Regions from separate parts of the Homo sapiens genome. Here all the other regions are linked to region 1. A link is an interaction called in ENCODE POLR2A ChIA-PET data of the cell type or tissue named here. Cell type or tissue: GM12878. All regions are shown on one strand.

Region 1 (5,000 bases):
GTTGGCTTCCAGCAGCTCCTCCCCAGGATAGCTCCTCCAGAGGTGCCTCCTCGCCTCCACTCCTTTCCCATCAGTCTGACCTGAGCAGCACCTGACCCACACGTCCCCACTCAGCCCCCATCAGGACAGTGCTCAACCTTTGACCCTCCCAGCAAATGAGGAAGCCAAGTGCAGTGTCCTGCTGTGAGTCATGCAGTGGAGCTGGGGTTCCACTCCAGGCCAGGACTCCTTCCACTGCAATGCCCTCAAAAGCTCCTGCCCAGGAGCTCCTGCCTGCTGGAACAGGAGATGATGGGGACCCTCAGAGGGCAAGGATCAGCTGAAAGCAAAGGCTGGGAATTAGCCAAATCCAATTCTAGGGCTGGACCCTTGTTTTCAGTCTCTTAAGGGTCTGGGGAGCCTGCTTTTCCCAGCCCTAGACCCAGCCACAGGCTGGGCAGCAGTGAGAGGAGCCAGCCACTTCCACAAGGCTAATGCGCCATGGCAGCCGGGACCATTCGTGTGTGGTACCCCCTGGTGTCAGACCAGGGAAGGACAGGTTTGCCTTGCTCACCTCGGTAGTGATGTTACTGGAGATTAATTCCTAAGACCTTCCCTTCTCCCTTCCCCACAAGGAGGTCAGGAATAGCTGGATGGAGGTGGATGAATTCCAGGAGGTCTCTTGAAATTAGCAAATCCCCATCTTCCGTAGTACACAAATACAAACAATTTCATGATGGCTCAGATAATCTAAAAATGGGTGACTGAATTCAAAGTCTGGCCCATTTGATTCTTGTGGACCAGGCTTATGATTCTGCACCCCTGTAAAAGACTTCACTTTGTTCTGAGTGACTGACTACTACATAATTCCAAATTCTGCCAACCAATGTTGAACAAAACTAAGAGTTCCTAGAAATCAGGTAACTGACATAACTCCACACACAGACCTTGCCCCGGCTGGATAATCCATTCTGTGGGAGTACAGTGAAGATTTCTCAGCCGTCCACACCCAGAAAGTCTGCTGGCCTTCCCTCCCTCCACTGGTAATGCAGTAGTAGGCCCTTGTTGTCTGGTAGTGCCTCGTGTCCTGGGCAGGTTTTTAGCTCAGAGCCTTTTCAAACAGATGTTCTTTCTTTTCTTCTTTCTTTCTTTTTTTTTTTTTTTTTTGAGACGGAGTCTTCCTCGTCACCCAGGCCGGAGTGCTGTGGTGCAATCTTGGCCCACTACAACCTCCACTTCCTGGGTTCAAGTGATTCTCCTCAGCCTCCCAAGTAGCTGGGACTACAGGTGCACACCACCATGCCTGGCTAATTTTTTGTATTTTTAGTAGAGATGGGGTTTCACCATGTTAGCCAGAATGGTCTTGATCTCCTGACCTCATGATCTGCCCGCCTCTGCCTCCCAAAGTGTTGGGATTACAGGTGTGAGCCACTGCGCCCGGCCTCAAACGGATGTTCTTTTGACACAGATGTATGGGGAGGTGAAGAACAGCCACTGAGCCCACAGCCTCCCCTGTCTTCCTGACACAGGAAGCTCTGTCCTCAAGTTTGCTATTCTGCTCAGTAAAACAGAAGCCTCTCAGTTAGCCAGACACAAATGGGGGTTTGGCAGCCATCTGTTGTTACCCAGTCATGCCCCTGAAGATCATGCCCCTACCCCAACCCACCCCAAGGGACCTATCAAAGGGTCCCTCAGCTGCTTTAAAGTGGTCTTCCGAGAGCAGTTTTGGCCCATGTGGTTGGTGCCATCTTGTTCCCTTTCTAGTGATGATGTAGCCTCCTCCACAGGCTGGCATTCAGTACAGCAGCTGGCTGGCCTGCCCCTTGGTCTGGCCCTGCCTGGACTCACCCTCTTCTTCCTTTCAGGAGATGTGCACATTGCCATCATGGACCGGAGTGGCCAGCTGGAGGTGGAAGTGATTGAAGCTCGGGGCCTGACCCCCAAACCAGGCTCCAAATCCCTCCCAGGTGAGGGATTTTGGAAATGGGGTCCTGACAGGGAGGGGCATAGAGCCGAGCTCTGGGTCTAGCAGGTCCTCAGCTCCCACTGGCCTAAATCGGGATTCTTTACAGTGGAGTCACAGCTTGCCTGGAAGGCCAGTGACTAGGTGGGGGAGTAAGGGAGGATGGAGGAATCAGTACTTGAGTCACCTCTTCTGCCTGCTGTCCACTGGCTGGCTCATTCCACACATCCTGCTCACCTCCAAGATCACCTGGCAGTTAGGGGATGGGCAGGCCAAAGCTGTCTGTCCTGGACCCCTCCCTGTCATACATTCTCTCCTCCCTTAGCCACCTATATCAAGGTTTACCTGCTGGAGAATGGGGCCTGCTTGGCCAAGAAGAAGACAAAGATGACCAAGAAGACCTGTGATCCCCTGTACCAGCAGGCTCTGCTCTTTGACGAGGGACCCCAGGGCAAGGTGCTGCAGGTGGGTGTCACAGGGCAAGTAGGGCAGGGTGGACTCACAGACTGGAAGTTGTAATTTAAAGTTTTTCATTTATGATTCATCCTGTGCCAGGTGCTGTGGTAGGTGCATTAATTTGCGTTACTCATTTACTTTCACAACCCTGTGAGGTATTACTGTCCCCAGTTGATTCATAAGGAAACCAAGGTTTTGGGGGTAATCAAATTGCTCCCCAGGTTGCACAGCTGGTAGGTAGAACCAGGACACATGTGACCACTGCCTCCTCCTTCCCCTAGTGCTAATGTTCATTGCACATCAGTTCAGTGCCAAGCCTTGTGTTAGGTGCTTTCCAAACACGACCTCATTTCATCCTGCAGATGATCCTGTGGAGTAGGTGTGATTCTCTTCACTTTACGGAAACCGAGTCTCTTACAGATGAAGTCACTTGCTTGGGGTGAGCCCAGGCCAGGTGACTGTCATCCCAATTACTTGAGAGCAACAAAGGCCTTCTGCACACTTGGTATTGTTAGCCCTTCTCAACAGTCCTGGGAGGGAGGGATCTTCATGCTCGTTTCATAGATGAAGAACCTGAGGTCACGTGGGGATAAAGCACAGTGGTGGATCAGTCTCTGGGCTCAGTCCTAGGTTCAGATTCCAGCTCAGCACTCATTAGCCGCGGGTAGATGTGACTATTAAACAGAGGATTGCATGTAGGGAGCCTTACATAGGGCCTGCCACATAAACAGCTACTCACTAAGTATTAACAATCATGGTGGTGGCTGCTGATCTTGCCTGAGGCCATGGAGGTGAGAGAGAAGAGGCTAGAGCCAGGGGCTGTCTGGGCCATCCAACTTCTCATCTAGGGCTGCTCCTCTGGGCTGAGATGGTTCTGTGGCAAGGGGCCTTGGAGTTGCAAATTTAAACTGCAGAGCCAGACATGGTGGCTCACAACCATAATCCCAGAGACTCGGGAGACTGAGGCAGGAGGATCACTTGAGTCCAAGAGTTTGAGACCAGCCTGGCAACATAGCAAGATCCCATCTCTAAAACATGAAAAAAAAAAAATTATCTGGTCATGGTGGCACGTGCCAGTAATCCCAGCTACTCGAGGTGCTGAGGCAGGAGGATTGTTTGAGCCCAGGAGGTCAAGGCTGCAGTGAGCTATGATTATGCCACTGCACTCCAGCCTGGGTGACAGAATAAGATCCTGTCTCTTAAAAATTAAAAATAAAAAAAGAACTGCGGAACCCTAGGCTTTGGGGAGTGGGAAGAATAATCTTTGGTGTTTGCTTAGAAAAGGAATAACGGCCGGGCACAGTGGCTTACGCCTGTAATCCCAGCACTTTGGGAGGCCGAGGCGGGTAGATCACGAGGTCAGGAGATCAAGACCATCCTGGCTAACATGGTGAAACCCCGTCTCTACTAAAAATACAAAAAATTAGCCGGGTGTGGTGGCGGGCACCTGTAGTCCCAGCTACTCGGGAGGCTGAGGCAGGAGAATGGCATGAACCCAGGAGGTAGAGCTTGCAGTGAGCTGAGATTGCGCCACTGCACTCCAGCCTGGGCAACAGAGTGAGACTCCATCTCAAAAAATCTCCCAGTGGTGTGGCTGGAAACACTGAGGTCCAGTGAGGGCATGGAGCTTACACAAGTCCCACGGCAAGCCAGCAGCACAGCTAGAGCTATGGCCAAGTCCTGAACTCTCAGTTTGCCCCTTCCTGGGGAAGGCTGTTATCTGAAATGCTGGGAGGCTCTGGAGTCACACACCCAGGTCCTAATCCAAGCTCTGCCACAAGTTACTGTGCAACTTTAGGTTAGCTAATTAACCTTTCTGAGCTACAGTTTCCTTCATGGAAATAATGATACAGAGCACCCCTACCTACATGGCTTGTTATAACAATTGAAAGAAAGAATCTAGGTAAAATCCATAGGATCGTATCTAACACACCTCAAGTGCTCAGTAAATTATTGTGTGAAATCAGTCTTGAGTTCTGGCTCCCTCTGCTCCATCTGTGCCCTGCTGAAACGTGTAGGTTCCTAGGCCTGCTGCACAGTCCTGGAGTCAGGGAGGTGGCTCACTCCCTCCCTCTCTTCCTCCTGGCAGGTGATCGTCTGGGGAGACTATGGCCGCATGGACCACAAGTGCTTCATGGGCATGGCCCAGATCATGCTGGACGAGCTGGACCTCAGCGCCGCGGTCACCGGCTGGTACAAACTCTTCCCCACCTCCTCAGTGGCAGACTCCACACTCGGATCCCTCACCAGGCGCCTGTCCCAGTCTTCCCTGGAGAGTGCCACCAGCCCCTCATGCTCTTAAGGATGTCAGGAAGAGGCCAGGATGGTGGTGTGGGGAGGGGTGCCTGCTGGCCCCATGTCCTCCCCTGTACATAGTCTTCGTGTCTTTCTGGACCCCTTGTCCTGCTGCATGCCTGTTGGCTACTGGGCTCATCCCAGCTGGCAGTGGAGACTGTAGTGTGTGCGTGTGTGCGTGCGTGTGTGTGTGTGTGTACGTGACCACGTTCTATCTGTTCATTTGTCTGGGTATAGTCACTCCTGGTGATGATATGGGCTGAAATGTCTCCACGTCTCTTTGTGTCTTGTTGAAAAGAAACCCAAA
Region 2 (5,000 bases), 180 kb before region 1:
AGGAGCCCCTTAGCTGGGGTCTCATGCCTGCCACAACTAGGGTGTGGCTTCATTCATCCAACAAAGGACTTTCTAAGGATTCTCTCTGGCCCCCTCTGGGACCTCAGTTTCTCCATCTATACAAATATAGATGAAACATGGGTGCTGGCTGGCCTGGGCCCTCTCTAATCTCCCCAGCAGACAGGCCAGACTAGCGGCCACTTTCTAGGACATCTTTGCCCATCATGTCTGCCTGCAAGTTGTGGCCCATGTTCTTTCTCCCTGCCCAGCCCAGGAGGCAGAATGAGACAGGCGGGTGTTGCCTGGCTGGCTCTCCCCAGCTGGTCTGATCACAAGGCTTATCCAACCTTTCCTCTCCATTTCCCCCATCTCCCCATCCCATGACTATCCCACTCGTTCAGGAGGGAGCAAGAGGATTAGAGATGAAAAAGTGAATGGTTTGCTTAGATTTGTGGTTTTCAAACTACGGTGGGTGTCAGAGTCACCTGGAGGGCTTGTTAAAATACTGATTTCTGGGACCTATTCCTACAGTGTCTGATTCAGTAAGTTTGAAGTGGAAAATATGCCTTTCTACAAAGGTCCCTGGTGATACTATTGCTGCTGTTATGGGGACCACACTTTGAGAATCACTGGCTTAGGTGATGGGAGCAGTTGCAGCTGACTCAATTATTAGCCAGCTCAGGGCTTTTAAACAACTGCAATCACCGCCTTCTCCACATTTATACCTCCTCAAGTCACTGTCCAGAAGCGGCCACAGGGCAGGAGGGGGAAAGCTCTGCTGGGGAGGTGGCTCTCATGTGGTGACCTGAAGTAATAACCATAACTGCTCCTGCTGGCCAAAGGCTTCCTATTGGCCAGACACTGTGCCAAGCCCTCTAAATGCATGTTCTTAATGAGTTCTCACAGTGACCCCATGGAACCGTACCATCATCACCCTGATAAGGAGAGGGCGGTTCAGAGGCGTATACTGTGGTGACTGCAGAGCTCTGTGAATACACTAAAATCCTCTGAACTGAACACTTTAAAAGGAGGAATTTTACTGTATGTGAATTATATCTCAATAAAGCTGTTATTCAAATGAGAAAAGAAAGGTATGACTTGTTCAAAGTCATAAGCGCAGGACCTGAGCCCAAGACCACCTGGACCACCGGGCCCTACTAATGCTCTGGGCCTCAATTTCCCTGTCAGAAACACACACAAAGGTCGGGGACAACTCAGTGATGGTTAAGGTCCCTGTAGCTTGGTAACTCTCCAGCAGTGGGGTGGAGAGGATCGGCCATCAGCTCAGCTCCAGATTCTCTGGGGATGTCCCTGGATCCAGCTGAGGTCTCTCTCTTCATACCCACTGGGCGTTTGCCCAGTGTCCACGGCTCTCTCTCTCGACATGTCCAACATGTCCCTGGAGGGACAGCTGCTGGGAGGCCAGGCCAGAGAGATGGGGATATGATGGGGGTAGGAAAGATGGCAGGGCATCTCACAGCAGAAAAGAGGTTGTCACCTGACCTCTCTGGGCTATATTCACTTCAGACACCTACACTCAGCCAGGTTTATTGTAAAACCAGAAATGAATAATCCAGGTCCCAAGGAATTAACAACACAGAACATGACACAGTGGTGACGGGATGGACGAGGCCATGACAGTGTACTCAAGGGGTCGGGGAGAGTCCCAAGAAGCCTTCCGCACAACCAAAGTGGAGGGATCAGTGAAGACTTCTTGGAGGAGGTAACTGGACAGGGGTCGGGGTGCCCCAGGCAGAGGAAGCAGGATGTGCAAGCAGTGGGAATGTGGCCGTCGAGGCAGCCCAGAACGGCCAGCAGTTCTGGATGGTGTGGCCTAAAGTGAAGGGGGCAGTGGAAAAACCAGAGAGGGCCAGACCCAGGGGCCTTGAGTAGCATTCTCAGGCACTGTGAACATGATCCCAAAGGCAATGGGGAGTCATTGTAGAGTTCTTTTTTTTTTTGAGACGGAGTCTCACTCTGTCGCCCAGGCTGGAGTGCAGTGGTGTTGGCTCACTGCAACCTCCGCCTCCTGGGTTCAAGAGATTCTCGTGCCTCAGCCTCCCGAGTAGCTGGGATTACAGGTGCCTACCACCACGCCCGGCTAAGTTTTGTATTTTTAGTAGAGACGGGGTTTCACCATGTTGGCCAGGCTGGTCTTGAACTCCTGACCTCAAGTGATCCACCTGCCTCGGCCTCCCAAAGTGCTGGGATTACAGGCGTGAGCCACCGCACCTGGCCAATTGTGGAGTTCTAAGAGAGGAAATGACACAGTCCAATTTGCATCTCAGGACCACTTGGGGAAGTACACAGAATAGATCAAAGGAGATAAGACTCAGCAGAAAGACCAAGAAAGCTCCACAATAGCTCAGACGACAGATGACTGTGGCCTGGCCCAGGGTGGTGGCAGCAGGGAAGAGGAGTGGATGGGTTGGAAAACACCGCAGGAAGTAGGGCTCGGTGATTAACTGGAAACGGGAACTAGGAAGGAGAACAACTTCTCTATTTCTGGTTTGGGCATTGGATGGATGAAGGTGCCATGAGTGCCTTCATGGGACGGGGGAGACCCCACTGGAGGAGCAGGTGTTGGGTGGTGGGCATGTTGAGAGAGAGAGAGGGCTATGGGCACTGGGCAAACACTCCATGGGTATGAAGAGAGAGACCCGGCTGGAAATGCAGATCTGGGGGACATCAGGGTAGAGGTGGTGACTGAGGTCACAGGAGCAGCTGAGACAGTCCAGAGAGCTTGTAGCAAAGTTAGAGGAGGACCCGATGGAGCCCCAGCGGTGCAGCAGGAACAGAGGCCCTCTACGCAGACTGGGAGGGATAGCCAGAGAGCTGGGAGGGAAAGCAGAAGAGAGAAGTGTCAGAGAGGCCACGTGAAGAACATGTTTCAAAGCGGGAGTAGACAACAGTGTCAAATGCTGCCAAGAGGTCAAGTGAGATAAGGCGTGAAAAATGTCCTCTGGATTTGGTGACACATTGGTCACTGGGTCCCTTGGCAAGGGCAGCCTTCTCTCAGAAGGAGAGGAAGACCAGAACAGGCCCAGAAAAAGTGAGAAAGGGGAGGGGCAGTGAGGAGGTAGAGACAGTAAGTGTAGGTTTAACAATTTGAAGATGTTTGACTGCAAAGAAGAGATCAGAGATCGTAGCTGGAGAAGGATGCAGGGTATAGGGAATCTTTTTCTTTTCTTTTAAGATGAGAGAGCCAGAGTGGAAGGAGCCAAGAGATCAAGAAGGAGAAGTTGAAGATGCGGGGAGACAGAGTGAGTAGTCAATGGAATGAAGTCCCCAAGGAAGATGGGAGGCTGGGATCCAGAGCCAGGGAGGAGCTGGTGTGGAGTAGGAAGGATCCCTCCAGCTTCCACAGGGACAGGAAGGCATGTAGGTGGGAGGAGGCTGTGGGAAGGGAGGAGGCCGACAGCCCCTACTCACTGGGGACTGCTCTGGGAAGAGGCAAGGCCCAACTCTCAGAAGTGGGCAGGAGGGTGGGGTGGGGGATCTGAAGAGATGGAGGAGGTATGGAGCTGGGAGAGGAAGGTGGGAGAAAAGACCACGCCTGGAGAGGGGTCCCATGGGAGCACAGGACCATTATCCTCAGCAGCGAGGATGGCTCTTCAGACCTGGAACATCACAGGCACTCAACACATGCATTTCAGGGTTTTATTTAGGTTTTTTGTTGCTGTTTGTTTTTAAGGCTTGATTATCCAGTAGGAAGCAGCCTGTGTGAGAAGAGGACCGCTCCCCACCCCCAAGTATCCACCAAGGCCAAGGTAAATACAGATCCAGGCCTTGCCCCCTCCTTCCTCCAGAGCCTCCTTCCTTCCCTCGTCTTTCCAGCGTCCCTCCCAGACTGAGCCCTGCCAGTGTCTGGGGACTGCCCAGCCACCAGCAGTTTCCCTGATTTCTTTTCTTTTGAGACAGGGTCTTGCTCTGTTGCCTGTGTTGGAATGCAGTGGTGCAATCATAGCTCACTGCAGCATCACTCTCCAAGGCTCAAGAAATCTGCCTGCCTCAGCCTCCTGAGTAGCCGGGACCACCACACCTGGCTAATTTTTTTTGATTTTTAGTAGAGACAAGGTCTTGCTATTTTCCCAGGCTGGTCTCCAACCCCCAAGCTCAAGTGATTTGTGCATCTGGCCTGGGGAGCGCGTGACTCTTTCCTTGCCCCCTAGACCAGGGCCCAAAGGCAGGGCTCTGTCTCCCCTCAGCTGGAGGACCCTGAGGCCAGTCTGTCCTCCATTCAGCCAAGGTCCCTAGAGGGCAGAAGCTATGGCCACCATCACCTTCTGGAAGAAAGGGGCTCCTTAAACCCCAAACCGGAGCTGATACCGAAGAAGGGACTTCAGCTAGACTTGACAGGCACTTCCTGACAAGGGGGGCAGCCTGGAGGCCCCCAGACTCTTCTAGAGAGAGCAGGCACTTACTTTCTCCTGCAGGGGAATAAGGGGAGGGGCAGTAAGCCAGGCCTCAGAGCGAGGCTCTTTCCAAGAATCCTCAGGGGCTGGGAGGAGAAGTTTCCCCTGATCCAGCGATTCTAAATATGGCAAAGGGAGCAAGAGCACGTGACCCAGGGCCCCACACCAGGGCCGCCGCCACTGCCGCTGCTGCTTCTCTGGGCCAGAGGCTTGCGCTGGGGCTTAGAAATTGCAATGGGGCCCTGATGGAGCCTCAGTTTCCCTGTCTGCAACATGTAGGTGGAGCACTACTCAGTAATGGCCAAAGTCCCTTCCGCCTTGTGACTCTCCAGCAGTGGGGTAGAAAGGAGAGAGTTGGCCCTCAGCTGAGTTTCCCTGAGGCTGTCCCTGGAGGGACAGCAGCCGCCAGCACATAGAACAAACTATGAAAAAAATGCCCCCTCTTGGAGGATGGCTTAGAAAAAAAGCATTCCCGTTAGCCTGACAAGTTATAAAAACTTGACCCCTCTAGACGGACCCATTAGCACAGGCATCCCTTCCCCTGGGCTGCCCCACCCCTGGGCATAGGCTGGATTCCAGCACCCC
Region 3 (5,000 bases), 74 kb before region 1:
CTAAATTATTAGGACCATTTAACCAGTAACAAACCACATTTATAAGAGCATGAAACAACTAGGTAAATCATTAACAAGAGTACACTGTTAAAATTTGAAGGGGTTGTGAGACAATTTCACAATGGCATCCAAATAAAGAGTTTGGTTATGTTAACACGATGTGTTATAGGTACTGTAATTCTTTTCTCAAAAGTTTAGATTACAGATTCTGAATAGCTACTCCCATCCTGGGAAGAGAAGGCAGAAGGCCAACAGGCCTTATCTGTACTGGAGCTTCTCTTAGCCCCAGAACACCTGAGGGCCAGTCAGCTGACAAGGAAAAGCAGCTCATGTGAAGGGTGGGGGTGGGGAGCAGAAGAATAGGGAGAACATGTTCACAACCTCGCTGATTACTAATTAGTGCCAGTATGGCAAAACAACTAAGCACTTGGAAGGCAGTGTTAGTTTCAAGTTCTGACTCTACTTATTAATTATATGACACTGTACTAACCCTGAGCCTCAGTTTCCTTATCTGTAATGTATAGATATCACCATGTATACCAGAGAGCCATTTTAAGGATTAAACAAGGTAATATATGTAAAGCATATTGTACTATGCCTGAATAAGCATTGAAAAAATGGAAAGTATTAAATGTCATCCAATTCAACTTCCTTGATTTATAGACGGTTAAGGTTCAGAAAGGGAGAAGACCTGCTTAAGGCCCTGAAGCCACTTTGAAGAAACACCTCTCTTCTATCTCTAGCATATTCTGCAGGCCTGCAGAAAGCAACTCCTTAGCCATAAAGGACAGTATGGGAAGACTACCAGGAGCCATAAAATTCTCCACTTTTTATGCTGGAAACCCAGGTTTTTCACCACTAATCCCACCAAATGTCTGATCACTGTTCCAAAAGCTGGCCCTCCGACTCTGCTTCGGATGTACCAGATTAACCCAATCATGACCTTTAACACTCTATGAAGGTCTTCAGCGTAGTTTTTATTACTTCTTGGCAGTTTGCAAGGAAAAGACCTCAAGTCCTACTTCTCATCAACACTTACCTTAGAATTCAAGCCACAGTGGGAAGAGAACCCAAATTATTCTTGAATTCCATTTGGCAGCTGAATCCATTCACTCTTACTATAGCTTTCTCTTCTACCTGTCATTACTGTGGACTGAGAACCTAACAGAATCTCTAGGATTTCAGCTAACATTCTTCCCTGGTCCTGGATCTCAGCAGCCCTCTACACCAGACAACTGCATCTTCTTACCCTAAAAAACACTCAAATCAGGCTGGGCGCTGTGGCTCACGCCTGTAATACCAGCACTTTGGGAGGCTGAGGGGGGCAGATCACGAATTCAGGAGATCGAGACCATCCTGGCTAACACGGTGAAACCCCGTCTCTACTAACAATACAAAAAATTAGCCGGGCGTGGTGGCGGGCGCCTGTAGTCCCAGCTACCCAAGAGGCTGCAGCAGGGGAACTGCTTGAACCTGGGAGGTGGAGGTTGCAGTGAGCAGAGATCGCGCCACTGCACTCCAGCCTGGGAGACAGAGCTGTCTCCAAAAAAAAAAAAAACACTTAAATCACTATGAGACAAAACCAGTAACTCTGGTTACACGGTTGAAGCTTTAATACTCTCAAAGAAGGTAAAGTGAGAATTTTGCTCTTGGTTGGGAGAATGATTTCTGAATCATAGCTACCTGCTTACTAGCTGCATATTGGCCAAGATACTTAACCATTTCTGAGCTCACTTCCTCCTGTGTAAAATGGAGGCAATAACACCAACTAACAGGAGTGTTGAGGCTTAAATAAGTGAAAGCACTCAACATATTATCTGGAATGTGGTAGGTGCCCAATTAATATCTAAATATACACTTGATTATACAGCAGGTACACATAACTATTTTTTAACATGCCTCTATTACCAAAGAAGGGCTTCTTGAAGGCAGCAAGTGTCTTTATTTTTATCTACATATATCCCCAAAGCATAAAGATATAAATCAAATCCGATTTTAGCCACAGTGTCAGTGAAATAACGGAGTAGCAGGGATTGAGGAAAACTGGCAAGTGTGTGACTCATCTAAAGGAGTGACCACTACACAGCTCCAACTGAAGAGGGCCATGTAGGAAATGTGGTTAACTGCAATAAGAGCTTCATATTCTTTTTTTTTTTTTTAGGGCTAATTGCCCAGGCTGGAGTACAGTGGCATGATCACAGCTCACTGCAGCCTTGACCTCCTGGGCTCAAGTGATCCTCCTGCCTCAGCCTTCTGAATAACTAGGAGCACAGGCATGCGCTACCACACCCAGCTAATTTTTAATTTTTTTTTGTAGAGACAGGGTCTCCCCATATTGCCCAGGCTGGTTTCAAACTCCTGGGCTCAAGTGATCCTCCCACCTCAACCTCCCAAGATGCTGGGATTGTATGTGTGAGCCACTGCACCCAGCCCAGATTCTTTAAGAAGTAAAAGACAGACTGTTTTAATGTCAAATCTTTCTATTTTAAGTTTCGGTTCAAGTTTTAAAAAAAACAAAACATAGGCCAGGCGTGGTGGCTCATGCCTGTAATCCCAACACTTTGGGAGGCCGAGGTGGGTGGATCACCTGAGGTCAGGAGTTCAAGACCAGCCTGGCCAACATGGGGAAACCCCGTCTCCACTAAAAATACAAAAAGTAGCTGGGCGTGCTGGTACATGCCTGTAATCCCAGCTACTCGGGAGGCTGGGGCAGCAGAATCGCTTGAACCTGGGAGGTGGAGGATGCAGTGAGCCGAGATCATGCCACTGCACTCCGGCCTGGGCAACAGAGTGAGACTCCATCTCAAAAAACATTATAAGCAAATCAAAGAAAATTGAGGACTGCCAGATTATAATTTCTGACCCATTATCTCTCACCCAACTTGGTCTTGAACAACTAGTAGCTATTTCTCAAATCCAATCCACCTTCAAGGTTTAACAAACAAACAAAAATATGTTCACACATCTTCAAAATAATCTGATAGAAGTTCTGAAGATAGGCCGGGTGCGGTGGTTCACACCTGTAATCCCAGCACTTTGGGAGGCCGAGGCAGGTAGATCACGAGGTCAGGGGATCCAGATCATCCTGGCTAACATGGTGAAACCCCACCACTACTAAAAATACAAAAAATTAGCTAGATTTGGTGGCACACACCTGTAGTCCCAGCTACTCGGGAGGCTGAGGCAGGAGAATCGCTTAAACCTGGTAGGCGGAGGTTACAGTGAGCCAAGATCACGCCACTGCACTCCAGCCTGGGTGACAAAGAGAGACTCCCTCTCGAAAAAAAAAAAAAAAAAAGTTCTGAAGATAATCCCCAAAAAAGGCCCAGAAACATTCTGAGCAATGACCACGTCATTAGAATAAAGGAACATTGCACTGGTGCTCAGTAAATGGTTATCAGTGAATGAAGGAATGAAATAAACTAATAAATGGACCTTAAGGAGATGACAAATTCTGAATTATTTGTTTTTTGAAAATAAGTTATATTCTCCAAAGCATAAATTAAGACCAATAGATGGGAAATTATTCTGCAAAGACTCGCTTCAGCTCTCAGAGCTGTCCAAAGATGACACAACTTTCCTCAGAAGCTATGGATGGGGTTGTTAGGCACGGGCTGTTTGAACACTTGACAGGGATGTGTAAAGGCAACATGAGAGAGAGCAGTCATGTGCAGCAGCAAGAAAAAAAGCCCAATCTTTACAGCTAAACAGATTTAGATTTTAATCCCTCCTCACCACTTTTTAGGTGAGTGACCTCGTGCTAGTTATTCAACTCCATCGAGGCCAGTTTCCTGCACTAAAACATCTTGCAAGGTTTTAGGGCTTAGGAAAATTTCATTTGTTCAATAAATACTTAAATTATAAGCATAGCCATTGTACTAAATAAGCTCTGGGGATTCTAAACAAGACACAGTTCCTGTCCTTAAAGAGATTAAAGTCTACTGTAACAAACAGGAAAGTTAAAATAGGCAATCATGATGCTGTACATTAAGAGTTACAACACATGCAAATGCAAAATGCTATGGGAGGACATAAGCATAGCACCTAACCCAGGGCTTACGTAAGTTTTAGGCTGGTCAGAGAAAGCTTCTTAGGAGAATTAAAATCCTAAGAATAAAAACCAAGATAGACAAAGTGAACTGCATGTGCAAAGGCCTGAAGCTGACAGAAAGTATTACATTCCTGTTTGGTATAGCAGCAGCCCAGAAGCAAGAAGCTAGAAGTAGAGTTAGAAAGGTAGGCCGGGCGCAGTGGCTCATGCCTTTAATCCCAGCACTTTGGGAGGCCAACTGAAGTCAGGAGTTTGAGACCAGCCTGGCCAACGTGGTGAAACCCCATCTCTACTAAAATACAAAAATTAGCCAGGCATGGTGGCAGGCACCTGTAATCCCAGCTACTCAGGAGGCTGAGGCAGGAGAATCCCTTGGAGGCAGGAGAATCCCTTGTACCCAGGAGGCAGAGGTTGCAGTGAGCCAAGATTGCACCAATGCACTCCAGCCTGGGTGACAGGGCGAGACTCTCTCTCAAAAAAAAGAAAGGTATACAGGGTTGGACAAAGCTAATATACTAAAACTTTATTCTAAGGACAATGATAAGGAACTAATGCGTCTTAAACATTGGACTGGCACAATCAGTCCCACGTTTAAAGTGTAATTCTGATTTTCCCAGCCCCATGTTTAAGACTGTTTAGTTCCTTACCATTGGGTACAGTGTGGAGAATAAGCTGGAGAAGGGGACACAGTGGGAGGATGGCAGCACTCTAGACCACTAACGTGGAAAACAGGATGCTAAAGTTATCTGGTGACTGGATGCAGTAGTGAAGACACTGAGTTCAAGACCAGCCTGGACAACAAAGCAAATAATTCAGAATTTGTCATCTCCTTAACGTCCATTTATTAGTTTATTAAAAATTAAAAAATAAAACAAATTTTTTTGAATTCAAGACCAGCCTTGAACCTCATAGAGTGAGACTCCATCTCAAAAAATAAAAAATAAGCCAG

The links. Peaks named below come from ENCODE experiments on the same cell type or tissue, not always from the same donor. Only the 100,000 strongest peaks of a DNase experiment are listed, where the experiment ranks them.
Region 2: POLR2A ChIA-PET joins it to region 1 with 13 read pairs; 1 of 35 experiments calls an interaction of 5 or more read pairs at or near these places.
Region 3: POLR2A ChIA-PET joins it to region 1 with 6 read pairs; 9 of 35 experiments call an interaction of 5 or more read pairs at or near these places.

The regions. Positions count from the first base shown.
Region 1 is chr1:40,626,217-40,631,216 of GRCh38, reverse strand. RIMS3 (regulating synaptic membrane exocytosis 3) reads left to right here. Exons shown (of 8, transcript NM_014747.3): 6 at 1,845-1,946; 7 at 2,268-2,407; 8 at 4,488-5,000. The coding sequence ends at 4,700. Among named protein-coding and RNA genes, the nearest start is that of RIMS3, 37 kb to the left of the region's middle. RefSeq lists an enhancer at 1,716-2,915. In GM12878, a CTCF peak has its summit at 502 (motif pointing left); a DNase peak (open chromatin) is centred at 2,566; H3K27ac peaks cover 195 bases.
Region 2 is chr1:40,807,021-40,812,020 of GRCh38, reverse strand. All of the region lies in intron 1 of KCNQ4 (potassium voltage-gated channel subfamily Q member 4), which reads right to left. Among named protein-coding and RNA genes, the nearest start is that of KCNQ4, 26 kb to the right of the region's middle. In GM12878, no CTCF peak of the experiment used is centred here; a DNase peak (open chromatin) is centred at 2,310; H3K27ac peaks cover 821 bases.
Region 3 is chr1:40,700,640-40,705,639 of GRCh38, reverse strand. All of the region lies in intron 1 of NFYC (nuclear transcription factor Y subunit gamma), which reads right to left. Among named protein-coding and RNA genes, the nearest start is that of NFYC-AS1, 11 kb to the right of the region's middle. In GM12878, no CTCF peak of the experiment used is centred here; no DNase peak of the experiment used is centred here; H3K4me3 peaks cover 697 bases; H3K27ac peaks cover 2,543 bases.